5 separate regions of the Homo sapiens genome follow, and regions 2, 3, 4 and 5 are each linked to region 1. Evidence: chromatin contacts called from ENCODE Hi-C or POLR2A ChIA-PET data. All regions are on one chromosome and are shown on one strand. The core of a region is the stretch at or near the end of the contact, and the rest is flanking DNA. Distances in the headings are between cores, read along the strand shown.

The links. A loop is a pair of places that touch in the nucleus more often than their neighbours do. ChIA-PET counts read pairs that join two places held with the same protein, here RNA polymerase II (POLR2A). Pooled maps may share reads with other maps.
Region 2: a loop to region 1 is called in a map with no recorded cell type, with 9 times the contacts of the local background. The contact joins two enhancer-like sites. A Hi-C loop is called at or near these places in 3 of 37 single-sample maps with no recorded cell type and 2 of 50 pooled maps. POLR2A ChIA-PET finds 5 or more read pairs at or near these places in 4 of 52 experiments (BJ, GM12878, T-cell and 1 more).
Region 3: a pooled map shows a loop between it and region 1 (4-fold over the local background). The contact joins two enhancer-like sites. A Hi-C loop is called at or near these places in 1 of 168 maps with a recorded cell type or tissue (naive thymus-derived CD4-positive, alpha-beta T cell), 2 of 37 single-sample maps with no recorded cell type and 6 of 50 pooled maps. POLR2A ChIA-PET finds 5 or more read pairs at or near these places in 4 of 52 experiments (BJ, activated T-cell, activated naive CD4-positive, alpha-beta T cell and 1 more).
Region 4: a pooled map shows a loop between it and region 1 (2.9-fold over the local background). The contact joins two enhancer-like sites. A Hi-C loop is called at or near these places in 10 of 37 single-sample maps with no recorded cell type and 12 of 50 pooled maps. POLR2A ChIA-PET finds 5 or more read pairs at or near these places in 2 of 52 experiments (AG04450 and activated B cell).
Region 5: a loop to region 1 is called in a map of naive thymus-derived CD4-positive, alpha-beta T cell, with 4 times the contacts of the local background. The contact joins two enhancer-like sites. A Hi-C loop is called at or near these places in 1 of 168 maps with a recorded cell type or tissue (naive thymus-derived CD4-positive, alpha-beta T cell), 6 of 37 single-sample maps with no recorded cell type and 8 of 50 pooled maps. POLR2A ChIA-PET finds 5 or more read pairs at or near these places in 10 of 52 experiments (GM12878, H1, T-cell and 4 more).

Annotation. Positions count from the first base shown.
Region 1 is chr2:195,558,474-195,561,205 of GRCh38, reverse strand. No RefSeq gene overlaps it. Among named protein-coding and RNA genes, the nearest start is that of LINC01827, 15 kb to the left of the region's middle. RefSeq lists an enhancer at 1,546-1,595. Within about 2 kb of position 1,410, at least 13 of the 41 ENCODE cell types and tissues checked have a DNase peak (open chromatin) inside an H3K27ac peak, as active enhancers do; they include GM12878, where a contact is called at or near this core.
Region 2 is chr2:196,100,073-196,102,812 of GRCh38, reverse strand. No RefSeq gene overlaps it. Among named protein-coding and RNA genes, the nearest start is that of DNAH7, 33 kb to the right of the region's middle. RefSeq lists enhancers at 1,221-1,320, 1,591-1,740, 1,761-1,850. Within about 2 kb of position 1,417, at least 5 of the 41 ENCODE cell types and tissues checked have a DNase peak (open chromatin) inside an H3K27ac peak, as active enhancers do; they include GM12878, where a contact is called at or near this core.
Region 3 is chr2:196,199,802-196,202,501 of GRCh38, reverse strand. It overlaps HECW2 (HECT, C2 and WW domain containing E3 ubiquitin protein ligase 2), which reads left to right. Exons shown (of 29, transcript NM_001348768.2): 29 at 1,114-2,700. The coding sequence ends at 1,225. Among named protein-coding and RNA genes, the nearest start is that of STK17B, 30 kb to the right of the region's middle. Within about 2 kb of position 1,439, at least 4 of the 41 ENCODE cell types and tissues checked have a DNase peak (open chromatin) inside an H3K27ac peak, as active enhancers do.
Region 4 is chr2:196,232,653-196,235,397 of GRCh38, reverse strand. All of the region lies in intron 21 of HECW2 (HECT, C2 and WW domain containing E3 ubiquitin protein ligase 2), which reads left to right. Among named protein-coding and RNA genes, the nearest start is that of HECW2-AS1, 26 kb to the left of the region's middle. Within about 2 kb of position 1,402, at least 20 of the 41 ENCODE cell types and tissues checked have a DNase peak (open chromatin) inside an H3K27ac peak, as active enhancers do.
Region 5 is chr2:196,158,974-196,161,673 of GRCh38, reverse strand. The region is part of intron 2 of STK17B (serine/threonine kinase 17b); the gene reads left to right. Among named protein-coding and RNA genes, the nearest start is that of STK17B, 11 kb to the left of the region's middle. RefSeq lists an enhancer at 2,164-2,664. Within about 2 kb of position 1,398, at least 13 of the 41 ENCODE cell types and tissues checked have a DNase peak (open chromatin) inside an H3K27ac peak, as active enhancers do; they include GM12878, where a contact is called at or near this core.

The sequences.
Region 1 (2,732 bases), core at 161-2,660:
ACTGTCTTTCTTGCCTTTAGCTTACAGTGTCTCCATTCTCCTTGTCACCAATGCAAGAAAACTGGGAGCCATCCTACAGTTATTTTGTCCAGTGTACTCTACCTCCTGATCATTTTTGTTTCATTTCTGTTCCTTTCTCTTCTTCCCTTCTGCCACCACAACTACACTTTGGGATTATAGTAAATATTTTTCTCATTCTTTTGAGCAAAGGATTAGTTTTTACCTTATGATATTGTGAGTCTTAACTGATGAGGTTCTCTTCTTTGAATTACCTACTCTGATGCATGGAGTCACATGTGAAAGCTACCTATTAAAAAAAAACTATAGAAACCTGGCTGGATATGGTGGCTCACACCTGTAATCCTAGCACTTTGGGAGGCTGAGGTGGGCAGACCACTTGAGCTCAGGAGTTTAAAACCAGCCTGAGCAACATGGCAAAACCCAGTCTCTACAAAAAAAAAAAAAAAAAAAAAAAAAATTAGCTGGGCTTCGTGTCGCACACCTATAGTCTCAGAAACTTACTTGGGAGGCTGAGGTGGCAGGAACGCTTGAGCTCGGGAGGTCAAGGCTGCAGTGAGCTGAGATCTTGCCACTGCACTCCAGCCTGGGCGACTGAGTGAGACCCTGTCTCAAAAACAAGAAAAAAAAAATAGAAACGTATGCAATAATTTTCTGAACAAAGTTCTCTCTTGCTACTATCGTATTCCCTTAGGCTCATTTTAAAAAACTTGCTTTCAATTCTATTTTATATTACTCTACCCACAATAAACTACTTGCAGTTCCCTCAAATTTGCCAATGTGTGTGTGAGTGTGTATGTGTGTGTACATACCTGGACCATTGCCCATGCTGGAATGCCCTTTCTCGCCTCGCCTACTTGACAAATATCTATATTTTCCAAATCTCAATTCAAGATCATTTTATTCTTGAAATTATTAATGATACCTAACTTATGCCACCTCAATATGCCACGTACACTTTTTAATTTTTAACACCTATTGCCCTGATTTGCTTAAATATTTCTGTCCCTTCTGAAGTGTAATTTCTGTGAGATCAGAGACTGTATCTCATCTTTCCATTTTCAGTGGCCTAATAAAGCTGCATCTTTAGAAGTGGCTCATGGAATGATTCTACAAATAATAACTGTCATCCTTATGGAGCAGGTACCAGATGACAATAAACAGGCCAAACTGCAATGACATCTCAGCAAAGCCCACATATACCACTTATATATTTGGGAGATTTTCATAGTTTTGAAATGCTTTTGAATCTTTTTAAAGCCCTGTTTCTCTGCAATAGTAATAATAATAAAAAAAAAACTCTCAAAACAAGTATGCGTTACATGCTGGTTCCAAGAAGGAGGGAAGCTGGGGCAAACCACATCCTGCTTTCAAAGGAACCAACAAAGACCATGAGTAAAGCATGAGCTGAGGCTGATGAAGTGCACCTGTCCTGTGACAGTTCATGAGCAGTCAGCCTCTCATGAAAGTGGCAAGTTCTCTGTATTTTTACATAGCCAAGTCAGGCATTTCTAGGCTCATCTGTGGGACGAGGACACAATAGAGCAGGAAATGGCTTTGATGCTCCCAGTTTTAGTTTCCTAGGGCTGCTGTAACAAGACACCACAAACTGGGTTGCTTAAACATCTGTATTTGTTTCACGGTTGTGGAGGCTGGGAGTCTAAAATCAGCGTTGGTAGGGTTGGTTCCTTTTGGAGGCCCTAAGGGAGAAACTGACCTGGGCCGCTCCCCTAGCTTCTGGTGCTTGCTGACATTTTTGGCATTGCTTGGCTTGCAGCTGCAACCCTCCAATCTCTGTCTCCATCATCAAATGGCCCTGTCTCTGTGTATGTCTAAATTTTCCCCTTGTTTAAACTTTTAATTTTAGGTTTGTGGGGTACATGGGAAGGTTTGTTACATAGGTAAACCAATGTCATGGGAGTTTGTTGTATGCATTATTTTATCATCCAAGTGTTAGGCCAAGTACCCAATAGTTACCTTTTCTGCTTCTTTCCCTCCTGATGCCCTCCCCACTTAAGTAGGTCCCAGTGTCTTTTGTTTCCTTCTTTGTGTTCGTAGTTCTTATCATTTAGCTCCTACTTATAAGTGAGAACATATTGTATTTGGTTTTCTGTTCCTCCATTAGTTTGCTAAGGATAATAGTCTCCAGCTCCATCCATGTTCCCGCAAAAGACATGATCTTGTTCTTTTTTTATAGCTGCATAGTATTCCCTGGTATATAAGTATCACATTCTCTTTATCCAATCTGTCATTGATGGTCATTTGGGTTGATTCTATATCTTTGCTATTGTGAATAGTGCTGCAATAAACATTTGCATGTGTGTGTCTTTATGGTAGAATGATTTATATTCTTCTGGATATATATGGGATTGCTGGGTAGAATGGTAGTTCTGCTTTTAGCTCTTTGAGGAATTGCCATGCTGCTTTTCACAAGGGTTGAACGAATTTACACTCCTACCAGTAGTGTATACTGATTGTCAGAATGTTCATACCTCTTTCCGTAAATATACTCTAATGCAGTATAACCTCATCTTAACTTGATTATATCACCGAGGCTCTTATTTGTTTCCAAATAAGGTCCCATTTGTAGGTTTTAGGGGTTCAGACTTGAGCAAATCTTTTTGGGGATACTGTTCAACCCACAATGCCCCACCACACTTTAAATCTCCTTGGACCACAAGGTCAGCATATAGGCTTTTCCACTGCTTTGTTGG
Region 2 (2,740 bases), core at 168-2,667, 540 kb before region 1:
GAGGAAATTGTGTTCATGCAAAGGGAATGAACATGATGAAGAGGGCTTGGTAAACTGTAATTATGATCTCCTCTATATTACTTTACTACTAGCCAGCCATGCCAGAGTGTCTGCCATCATCTTTCTCTTTGCAAGTGAGTATCTTTGTTCCTAGTTGGTATCCCTAATTTAGCCCCAAGTGATCAATCCTTCTTGCCTCCTCATCTCTATAACAACACTTGATAATTAAATTGTGTCTTTTCTATGTGCCAGGCACTGCTTTAAGAGCTTTGCCTGGGTTAAATTAATCATCAGGATGAGACTTTGAAATTGTTACTACTGATATTCCCATTTTACAGGTGAGCAAATTCAACTGCAATTTCCTCAATAACCCCAGTTTACCATGAATGCTTATTTTCTCAGCTTGTATAGGAGTTGACAGTCTGTGGCTCATAACAGTCTTCCAGAAGTTGAAATAAATTCAGGTTCCTACCCGTGAGGACCAGTTAGGATGCTTTTTGGTGAAATTTTCACTATATCCAATGGGGTTTAAACAATAAAGAATTTATTATCTCTCCAAACAAGAAGTCCAAAATTAGGGTTGCAGGGTGGATTGATTTAGCAGCTCAGTCATACCAAGATTTCTTTTACTAGGAAGAAAATACTTTTTCCAAACCCCTAAGCAGTGTTTCTTTTTTTGGCATGATCCCTACGCCATTCACAGGCAAAGGGGAATGGATGATCCATGACTCCTCTCTGAGACTGAGCCTAACTACCATGAGCATATTGTTGCCTGATCCCTGAACAAAGCCTGGGGTCTATTAGCAAAAGGAAAAGTGAGGGAACCAAAGGAGCCTTACTCTCCAGGACATCTGCACGCCACCAGAGTGCAGAATGTAAGCTGTCTTGCATGCGTATGAAAAACATAACTCTAACACTGACCCCAAGGTCTCTCCTGCTGTGCATAACTAATAGGCCCTGTGACTGCTTACTGCTGTGATGCAGAACAGACTTCACAGGTGCTCCTCGGCTGGGACTGGTGTGGCAGCGTGGGAGGCAGGGGCATACTGTCACTATGACTGAGCAGAGTATTATTGGAAATGGTGTTTGACTCCCTTCTTATTGGTGCAACTCAAAAGGGCAATGTAGTAAACAGTTCCAGACAAATTTGAAGACAAGATGTTTTTCATAAGGAAGGAAAAAATTCTCACAACAAGCCAAATGTGCATCTTTTCAGATAGGAGCCCTTCATATTCACTGGAATTTCTTAAAAAGTAACTTTCCACATATTTCCCCCAAAATAACCTATTTCACTAAGAGTAAAGCACGTGGCACCTAATTTATCTTCCCTGAACAGAGTAGAGCTGAGTCACTGACACAGAACTGAAACCTTCGCACCCAAGCAGGCTCAAGGGACTGAGCCAGAACTGATTCTCAGATAGCTCAACCCTCCCTCCCTCTCCCACAATAAAGGTTCATATCAAAATCACACTCTGAACATCTGACTCATATCTTGTGATTATTGAACATACTCCTCCTGTACCAATGTTCCTGTGGACATTTGACCATTTCCATGTTCATTTCTTAGGGAAAACAGGATTGTTTAGCTGGAGGTTGAATCAAATAGATATACATATTGAAACCAAGTGTCCTCTCTTGCTGTCTGAACATCCAAACAAAGCTAGGAGCAGCCCCCTTACCATTAATCAAGGACCAGATAAACAGCTATCTGCTGAAGAGGACTTCTGCAGCAATGGCTTAGCCCTCACCTCTGGCACAAGGAAGGATGGATGGGTGGGCTGCAATTAGTTGGCATGTTCAAAATAAGAGACAAGTGGCAGGGAACACCTCTTGGTTTGACTTCAGCTTGCATCACTGTGGCTCTTGACTGCCATTTCTACTTTTCCTGTGTAGATCGAAAGCTCTAATCCTTACCCCTAGTAAGTGCAATAGTGCCCTTTGTACAGTTGGAGACCTCCACCTCCTAGTTTGAGCCAGAATGTGTTCTGTGCGTAAATACATTACATGGAGTCCAAGAGATTTCTTTCTTTCTTAATTTACACATAATAATTGTACATATTCATGGGGTATGTAAGGATGTTTTGATACATATAATGTATGATGATTAGATCAGGGTAATTAGCATATCCATTATCTCAAACATTTATCATTTCTTTGTGTTGGGAACATTCAATATCCTTCCTTCTAGCTATTTGAAACTACATATTGTTAACTGTAGTAGTCCTACAGTGGTATAGAACACTAGAAACGTATTCCTCCTCCCTTGCTCTGATTCTGTAACCCTTAACAAATCTCTCCCTAAAGGTTTCTGTTAACTCCTAATAAATGATCGCGTGGGTTGGCAGAGTCAAGAATGAGGTTAAATGGAGAATTCTTGGCCTGAGGACTATGAATTCCTTTTTTTTTTTTTTTTTTTTTTTTGGCCCATTTGGTTCCACGTGTGCCTCCAGATCTCTGGTGCTGTGGAGCAGTGACTGTGCTGTGTGCTGCACACCTCACTCTCTTGCCGCTTTCCCTGGTCTCCATCAGGACTTTACCAAAACACTCAAGTGCTGTGGCATCTGAGAATGTCCCTCTATGCACTGTCTGTCCATATAGTGAGATAAGGGAGGTGCTGGAAACAATTGTTCTCTTCCTCTATGATTCCTGCAAGTATTGTTTTGCAATTGTGCTGCCCGCCTTGAAAATCACATGGTGCCCCACTGGCAGCTTTATGATCATTTCTCTAAATGAAAGTGAG
Region 3 (2,700 bases), core at 190-2,689, 640 kb before region 1:
ATATAACCACCCTTTTAAAGGTGAGAAATACGGGCTCAGAGTTTTAATAACTCACTCCAAATCACACACTTGTTGATAGAGCTAGAATCCAAACCCAAATATGTCCAACTGCAAATCTCTGGTCTTCCCACTACATTACACTGCATCCAGGAATATTAATTATATTTATTTCATAAGGAAAAGGGATTTATCAGAGTAAAAGTATAGACATGTGACTTTGTAGAAATAGCTTGTTAATAATCATAGTTCCTAAAATTTCTTATTCAGGAGTATTTTTTTTAAGTCAAAGTTATGTAGGTCCCCCAAACAAGCTGTTGTACATTCAGAATAGAATGTTTCCTATTTCATGTCAAAAGTGCAGATTTGCTTCCTGATAAGATGTACTATTTGGAGACTGTCTATTTTTTATTGTGATTCAGATGCAAATAACAGGAAAACATATTTTTTTCCTATCTTGGCAAAAGAAGTATTTCTAAAAAAGAATACTTAATGTAATGATTTAAATTGCTTATTTTGTTATTGTGAATTGGGAGAAAGCAAATTTTAGCACAGGATTCAAAGAAGTAACAATGGCCTACTGACTTAGAAAAGTCCAGCCAGGGAATTTCCCAAGACTCTAAGCCATGAGGCAGGCCCTCAGAGACACTGGCTCCTCTTCCCTGTCCAAGAAAATGAAAAAATGCATAACTACAGAGTATCGAAGAGACACCCAGGCATATGCCAACTCAAAATGAACTACTTTGCAAGGCCTTATGTCCGTGTATTAAAAAAAAAATCTAGCATCAAAAGAGAAACAAAAACCAAACTTGTCTTTGTAATCCTTAGACCACTCAATAAATGGTCATTTATATGTAATATAGCTTTTAAATGGTGGTGAAATGTAAATAAAATATTTTTTTAAATATCCTCTTTTCCTTAGAGAAATTCAGTTCTGAATTTTTAAGGTCAAAATGTTTTCAAAGATTTTTCAAAAGGAGTGTGAAAATTGGCAACAAATAAATTTGAATGTGAAAGACAGTCATACACACACAGACACACACACACACACACACCACACACATTTTCATTTCACTCGGCCTGTTCTAAACTATGTGCTGTTTCTTGTGTTTTCAGAGCGCATACATGTTTTAACCGTCTGGATCTGCCTCCCTACCCATCCTTTTCCATGCTTTATGAAAAACTGTTGACAGCAGTTGAAGAAACCAGTACTTTTGGACTTGAGTGACCTGGAAGCTGAATGCCCATCTCTGTGGACAGGCAGGTTCAGAAGCTGCCTTCTAGAAGAATGATTGAACATTGGAAGTTTCAAGAGGATGCTTCCTTTAGGATAAAGCTATGTGCTGTTGTTTTCCAGGAACAAGTGCTCTGTCACATTTGGGGACTGGAGATGAGTCCTCTTGGAAGGATTTGGGTGAGCTTGATGCCCAGGGAACAACCCAACCGTCTTTCAATCAACAGTTCTTGACTGCCAAACTTTTTCCATTTGTTATGTTCCAAGACAAAGATGAACCCATACATGATCAGCTCCACGGTAATTTTTAGGGACTCAGGAGAATCTTGAAACTTACCCTTGAACGTGGTTCAAGCCAAACTGGCAGCATTTGGCCCAATCTCCAAATTAGAGCAAGTTAAATAATATAATAAAAGTAAATATATTTCCTGAAAGTACATTCATTTAAGCCCTAAGTTATAACAGAATATTCATTTCTTGCTTATGAGTGCCTGCATGGTGTGCACCATAGGTTTCCGCTTTCATGGGACATGAGTGAAAATGAAACCAAGTCAATATGAGGTACCTTTACAGATTTGCAATAAGATGGTCTGTGACAATGTATATGCAAGTGGTATGTGTGTAATTATGGCTAAAGACAAACCATTATTCAGTGAATTACTAATGACAGATTTTATGCTTTATAATGCATGAAAACAATTTTAAAATAACTAGCAATTAATCACAGCATATCAGGAAAAAGTACACAGTGAGTTCTGTTTATTTTTTGTAGGTTCATTATGTTTATGTTCTTTAAGATGTATATAAGAACCTACCTATCATGCTGTATGTATCACTCATTCCATTTTCATGTTCCATGCATACTCGGGCATCATGCTAATATGTATCCTTTTAAGCACTCTCAAGGAAACAAAAGGGCCTTTTATTTTTATAAAGGTAAAAAAAATTCCCCAAATATTTTGCACTGAATGTACCAAAGGTGAAGGGACATTACAATATGACTAACAGCAACTCCATCACTTGAGAAGTATAATAGAAAATAGCTTCTAAATCAAACTTCCTTCACAGTGCCGTGTCTACCACTACAAGGACTGTGCATCTAAGTAATAATTTTTTAAGATTCACTATATGTGATAGTATGATATGCATTTATTTAAAATGCATTAGACTCTCTTCCATCCATCAAATACTTTACAGGATGGCATTTAATACAGATATTTCGTATTTCCCCCACTGCTTTTTATTTGTACAGCATCATTAAACACTAAGCTCAGTTAAGGAGCCATCAGCAACACTGAAGAGATCAGTAGTAAGAATTCCATTTTCCCTCATCAGTGAAGACACCACAAATTGAAACTCAGAACTATATTTCTAAGCCTGCATTTTCACTGATGCATAATTTTCTTATTAATATTAAGAGACAGTTTTTCTATGGCATCTCCAAAACTGCATGACATCACTAGTCTTAC
Region 4 (2,745 bases), core at 153-2,652, 670 kb before region 1:
CCAGGCGTGGTGGCTCACACCTGTAATCCCAGCACTTTGGGAGGCTGAGGCAGGCAGATCACGAGGTCAGGAGATTGAGACCATCCTGGCTAACTCATGGTGAAACCCCGTCTCTAATAAAAATACAAAAAAATTAGCTGGGCATGGTGGTGAGTGCCTGTACTCCCAGCTTCTAGGGTGGCTGAGGCAGGAGAATTGCTTGAACCTGGGAGGCAGAGCTTGCAGTGAGCTGAGATCACACCACTGCACTCCAGCCTGGGCGACAGAGCGAGACTGGGTCTAAAAACAAAAAAAAAATACAAAAATAATCCTAGAGTCTATAAATACAAATACTTTAGTTGATTAGTTCATCACCAACTAAGATCACATTTTATATTATGCTTTGGCTTTTTACAAAAAGTAGGTAGTTTCTAAGCCCTATCTTGTAACTAGTGATTTAATTTGGTTAGAGCTGGAGGTTTTGCTTTAGTCATGAAAATTTCCACACAACTTAATCTGGTTATCTGCCTTTGCAAAGTTGTGGGGAAGGGAGATCGGCAGTGGTGGAGTGGCTGAAAACTGAGTCATCTTGACTGAATGTGGCGTGAAATTGCACGCAGGGGTTGCCTATTTCTGCTGGGCATCAGTCTACTAAGAAGTTGCTTCTCTAGGGTTGAGGTCAATGAAATACTACATATTCTCCAGTGAATTATTCTACGTATTTTCCAGCTCTATTATTATACTGCACATTCTCCAGTGTATTATTTTCTTTTGAATTAAAAGTCCTAGCAACTAAAGTTATATGATTTAAAAAGTTACCTAGATGCTAGGCATGGTGGCTCATACCTATAATCCCAGCACTTTGGGAGGCCAAGGTGGGAGTATTGCTTCAGGCGAGGAGTTCCAAACTAGATTGGGCAACATAGTGAGACCCCATTTCTATAAAAAATAAATAAATAAATAATTAGCTGGTTGTGATGGCTTGTGTCTGTAGTCCTAGATACTTGGGAGGCTGAGGCAGGAGGATCGCTTGAGTCCAGGAGCTCAAGGTTACAGTGAGCTACGATTGTGCCACTGTACTCCAGCCTGGGTGACAGAGCAAAACCCTGTCACCCTGTCTCTTTAAAAAAAAAAAAAAACTGGATTAGACTGTTGTGTTCTGATAAGGCGTGGGGCCACTAATTTCTTAATACCCAAAACATTAAAGAAATAGTGGCCTGCGTAAAGAGAGGAGGTTTACACTGTGATTGCCCTGCCTCTTTTTCTCCATGGCCAACCCTGTAAAAGGCACCTTTCTTAAGAAAGAATGAGTTTATTATGTGTGAGGTGCCATCAATATGACATCAATCATGTCTTGCAGAGCCACACTTTGACTGGGGTGGAGATGTGTACAAGCAGTTTTAGTTTGGGAGTTTAAGAACTTCCTGTAATATCTTCCTTTTGAGCTTTCTGTAACTCCCCTGAGACAGGCAAATGAAAGCAACTAGGGAGGATGAGATCTGAAGGAGTTTTCTTCAGTCTCTGCTTATAAAGTAACCAACCAGTTCTTACATATGACTGGTCAGATCCTCACTAGAAGCTGTTTGAGGCCCTGAGCTTGGTCATTAATTTCTCAGAAATCTGTGAAGCTTCAAGGTACACTTTATGGTGTTCCCTTTTTTTCTTCCAAAAAGAGACATTCACAGGATAACCTAAATTACCCAAACCTTTCTAAAGAAGGATGCTTCTGTATCTAGGCTTTGGTTTGGTAGCACCTGGTAAGACTTTGTTTATCATATCAAAATACCTTACTCACCTACCAGGCTTTCTTAATTGGCTCAAGAACTAACACCTTGCTGCTATAAATATCTGAGGGTGAATCAGAAGGTGTGTAGGCCATGTGTGCCTGAACCAACTTGTAGGAAATGGTGTGACTTCCCAAGGCCATCATCTTCTTTCATTTTATAGTCTGCTTTCATTAGAATACTTAGTTTTCAGTAATTCTTAGTTGAAAATAAAGAATGGGAGAATAAAATTTGTTATTTTAACAAATTTTGGGTGCCACTGACAACTTGGGTGGAGTGCCAACCCAGCCATGTGATGATATTTAAAATGCTCTATCAGCACTTGGGGCTCCAGACTACATGGCCACCCTGGAGACATCTGTGCTTATTCGGAAATGCCCTCAGATGCAGCTGTTGTGCGGCTACACACCCGTCGTCCAGAGTTTTTATATTTCCGTGCCAAGCCTTTAGCTGTGGAACCAACCTAACTGGCAAAACAGGAATGTAACAGACAATCCCTGTGATATGAGTCATATTAACTATTTATATGAAAGAAGTTGCTAAGACATTACAGGAAGCAAAGGCATGATGTACCCTGCTGTGACATGTTTTACTGAGTTAGCTAGGCTTATTTATAAATTGTAATCTACAACCTGCTCTCAGATAGGCAGTTCTAAGCTTTGGATTATAATCAAATCAAAGTTTAAGACTATTTTGGCTTTAGAGGTGACTCCATCAGTGCTTCTAGAGTTAAAAGTCAGCAGATAAAAACTTGACCAGTTGAAGACACATTTTCTCCTAGAGGAACTAACTGTTAGCTCTGTTTTTGCTTGGGAAAACAAGACTTTTCATTTTCAGTTTAATTCCTCAGGGAACATTCATCTCATCTTCAGCCAGATTCAGCTATCATCATAAAAAGGGAACTAATCAGTGAGGTCAGTCTTTGTTGTTTTAGCAAACTTTACCACCTGAGAAGATATTACATGTTAAACTTTCTAAGCAT
Region 5 (2,700 bases), core at 149-2,648, 600 kb before region 1:
GGTGGCGTGTGCCTGTAGTCCCAGCTACTCAGGAGGCTGAGGCAGAAGAATCACTTGAACCCGGCAGGTGGAGGTTGCAGTGAGCCGATATCATGCCACTGCACTCCAGCTTGGGCAACACAGTGAGACTTTGTCTCAAAAAAAAAAAAAAAAAAAAAAAAAGAATTATAATATCTACCTCACTGACCAAGAATTAAATACAAAAGCACATTTCATAATTCCTGGCATACTAATTTAATGTGCAAAATATTTGGGTGTTTTAATGGTGTATTAAAAGATAGAGTTTTTAGAACCTTTTAAAATGTTTTTAAGAAATTGTTCTAAATCTTAATTACTTCATTTTGCATTATAATAGGAAGAAAGGTTTTTTTTTTCTTTTTTTCTTTTTCTTTTTTTTAAGTTTCCTGTATCTCACATTGAACCATAGAATCTCTGCATTGGAAAGACTTCAGTGGTCCGTGGTCTTACTAATACAATGTTTGTATGCAGCGCAGCAATCTTTCCTATAATTTCCCGAACAAACTGTTATCCAGCCTCAGTTTGAATGCTTCAGCGATGGGGAAATGAATATTATGCAAGTCTTGAACAGTACACACAATAAAAGTCACTTTCTTTTCTATTTTTCTGAGTTACTATTTGATGAGTAAATTTACTTACATTTTTTAAATTAACTTTTCAAAATTGGGGACATTATAGGAGCTAAAAAATCTATAAAGTATTTTTGCTTTGAGGGCTTTGGATAATTTAAACTTTGAGGATGATATTAGTAATTCTAAATTGCTTTATAAATGAGGTGCCACCATAAATAAAGTTGAATTAGGCATACTTTTTAGAATTTTAGATCAAAAACTCATGATAGAATTTGATTAAAGCAAATTTAGATTGATTGCTAAATTCCCATTTTAAAATATCTTTATGAAAGAGACCAAGTAACATCTTTCTTTTGAATTGATATGGGCTAATGAGTCACATGGTAAATATTGATATGTTTAATTATTAGATCTTGATAAATTAGAAATCATGGCTTTTCATCTGCCAAGAATGTACTGAAAGTTCTTTCAATATTGTTACCAATTTTAATATCCTATGCTTTTGTGAAATGGAAATTAGAATCATAATCATTTCTTCTGAGGTTTGCACATTTTGAAAGTTATCTTTCTGAATCAACTTTTTTATTTCAGAGTGTTAGTGTTTAATAATTCATTTTCCTTTAGCAAATTAAAGGAAATTATGTAAAAGTTAACAGTTCATTTTTTACTATTCTCAAAAAACTTGAATTGTTCCTGTTTTTTAACATGTTGGGTAAGTTTTTTCTACCCCTCCCCCAACTGAGGCAAAGGTTTCATAGGACTTCTTGTGGTTAGAAGGGTGAGGCAGATTCAGAAATAAACGTCAGCTTCCTTTGTGGCTTACCCTCCCGCCTCCTTTCACATTTTATTGTGTATTCTAGAATGCAGAAGGGGAATGCAGAAGGGTAACTACTAGACCTTTTCGCTGCTGGGAAATCTAGTTAGCCTTGCCTTTTTAGGGTATAACTTAAGGATTATTTTTAAATGCTTTAACTTTTCTTAAATGTTTCAATTACATTTGGAATAGAAACATATTTTAAAGATCATTTTTTATACTTTTAAACTATAGCATTTTAGAATGGAAAACAAATATTTGGTTTTTTTCCTAAGTCATCTGATAATTATGGTAAAAATGTTTACCTTCATAGTATATAAATGAATACACACGCACACATATATATAATTTTATTGGAATCTCAATCTTTTAAGAAATACAAACACTTTAAGTACAGGATACAGAATAGCACAGTATATGGTATTATAGTGGGTACATATTTCTGGCATTCATTCAACAGATATTTCAGTTCCTATTATGTGTTAACAAACTGTAGATTTTATAATTACCATAATAATTAGGACAGATATGGTCCCTGCCCTCATGGAGCTTTTACTTAGTGGTGAACGTTGACAAATAAATAAATCATTATCCACATCATTTGGTCACCTTTGCCCTGGATTAATGAGTACTATACTTGTTTAAGAAAGCCTCTTGGGCTGGTGCAGTGGCTCATGCCTGTAAAATTTCAACACTTTGGGAGGCTGAGGCAGGAGAATCGTTTGAGCCCAGGAGTTTGAAACCAGCCTGGGCAACATAGGGAGACACTGTCTGTACAAATTATGTAAAAAATTAGCCAGGAGTGGTGGTGCGTGCCTGTGGTCCCAGCTACACAGGAGGCTGAAGTAAGAGAATCTTCTGAGCCTGGGAGGTTGAGGCTGCGGTGAGCTGAGATCCTGCCACTGCACTCCATCCTGGGTGATAGAGTCGAGACCCTGTCTCAAAAAAAAAAAAAAAACAACCTCTTGGTAATACCTGGAACAATTAGATAAGAAGTGTTATTTACAGATAAAATAAATAATAAAATTATTGCAGAACTGAATTGTCACAAGCACTACTATAAACTGTTTTTTCAGATGCACAGTTTTCTTGGCTAACTAGTTTCTGTTTCCTAAATTTTACAAGTGAATTTCTTTATAAAGCCCAAAATTTCCTTCCTGTTTTAGTCAAGTTTTTGCTTCGAAATCTAAGTAAGAATTGATAGAAGCAAGTGAGTTACACTTCTTTAACAAAACTGTTTTTTTGTTTTTTTTTTTTTTGAGACACAGTCTTGCTCTGTCCCCCAGGCTGGAGTGC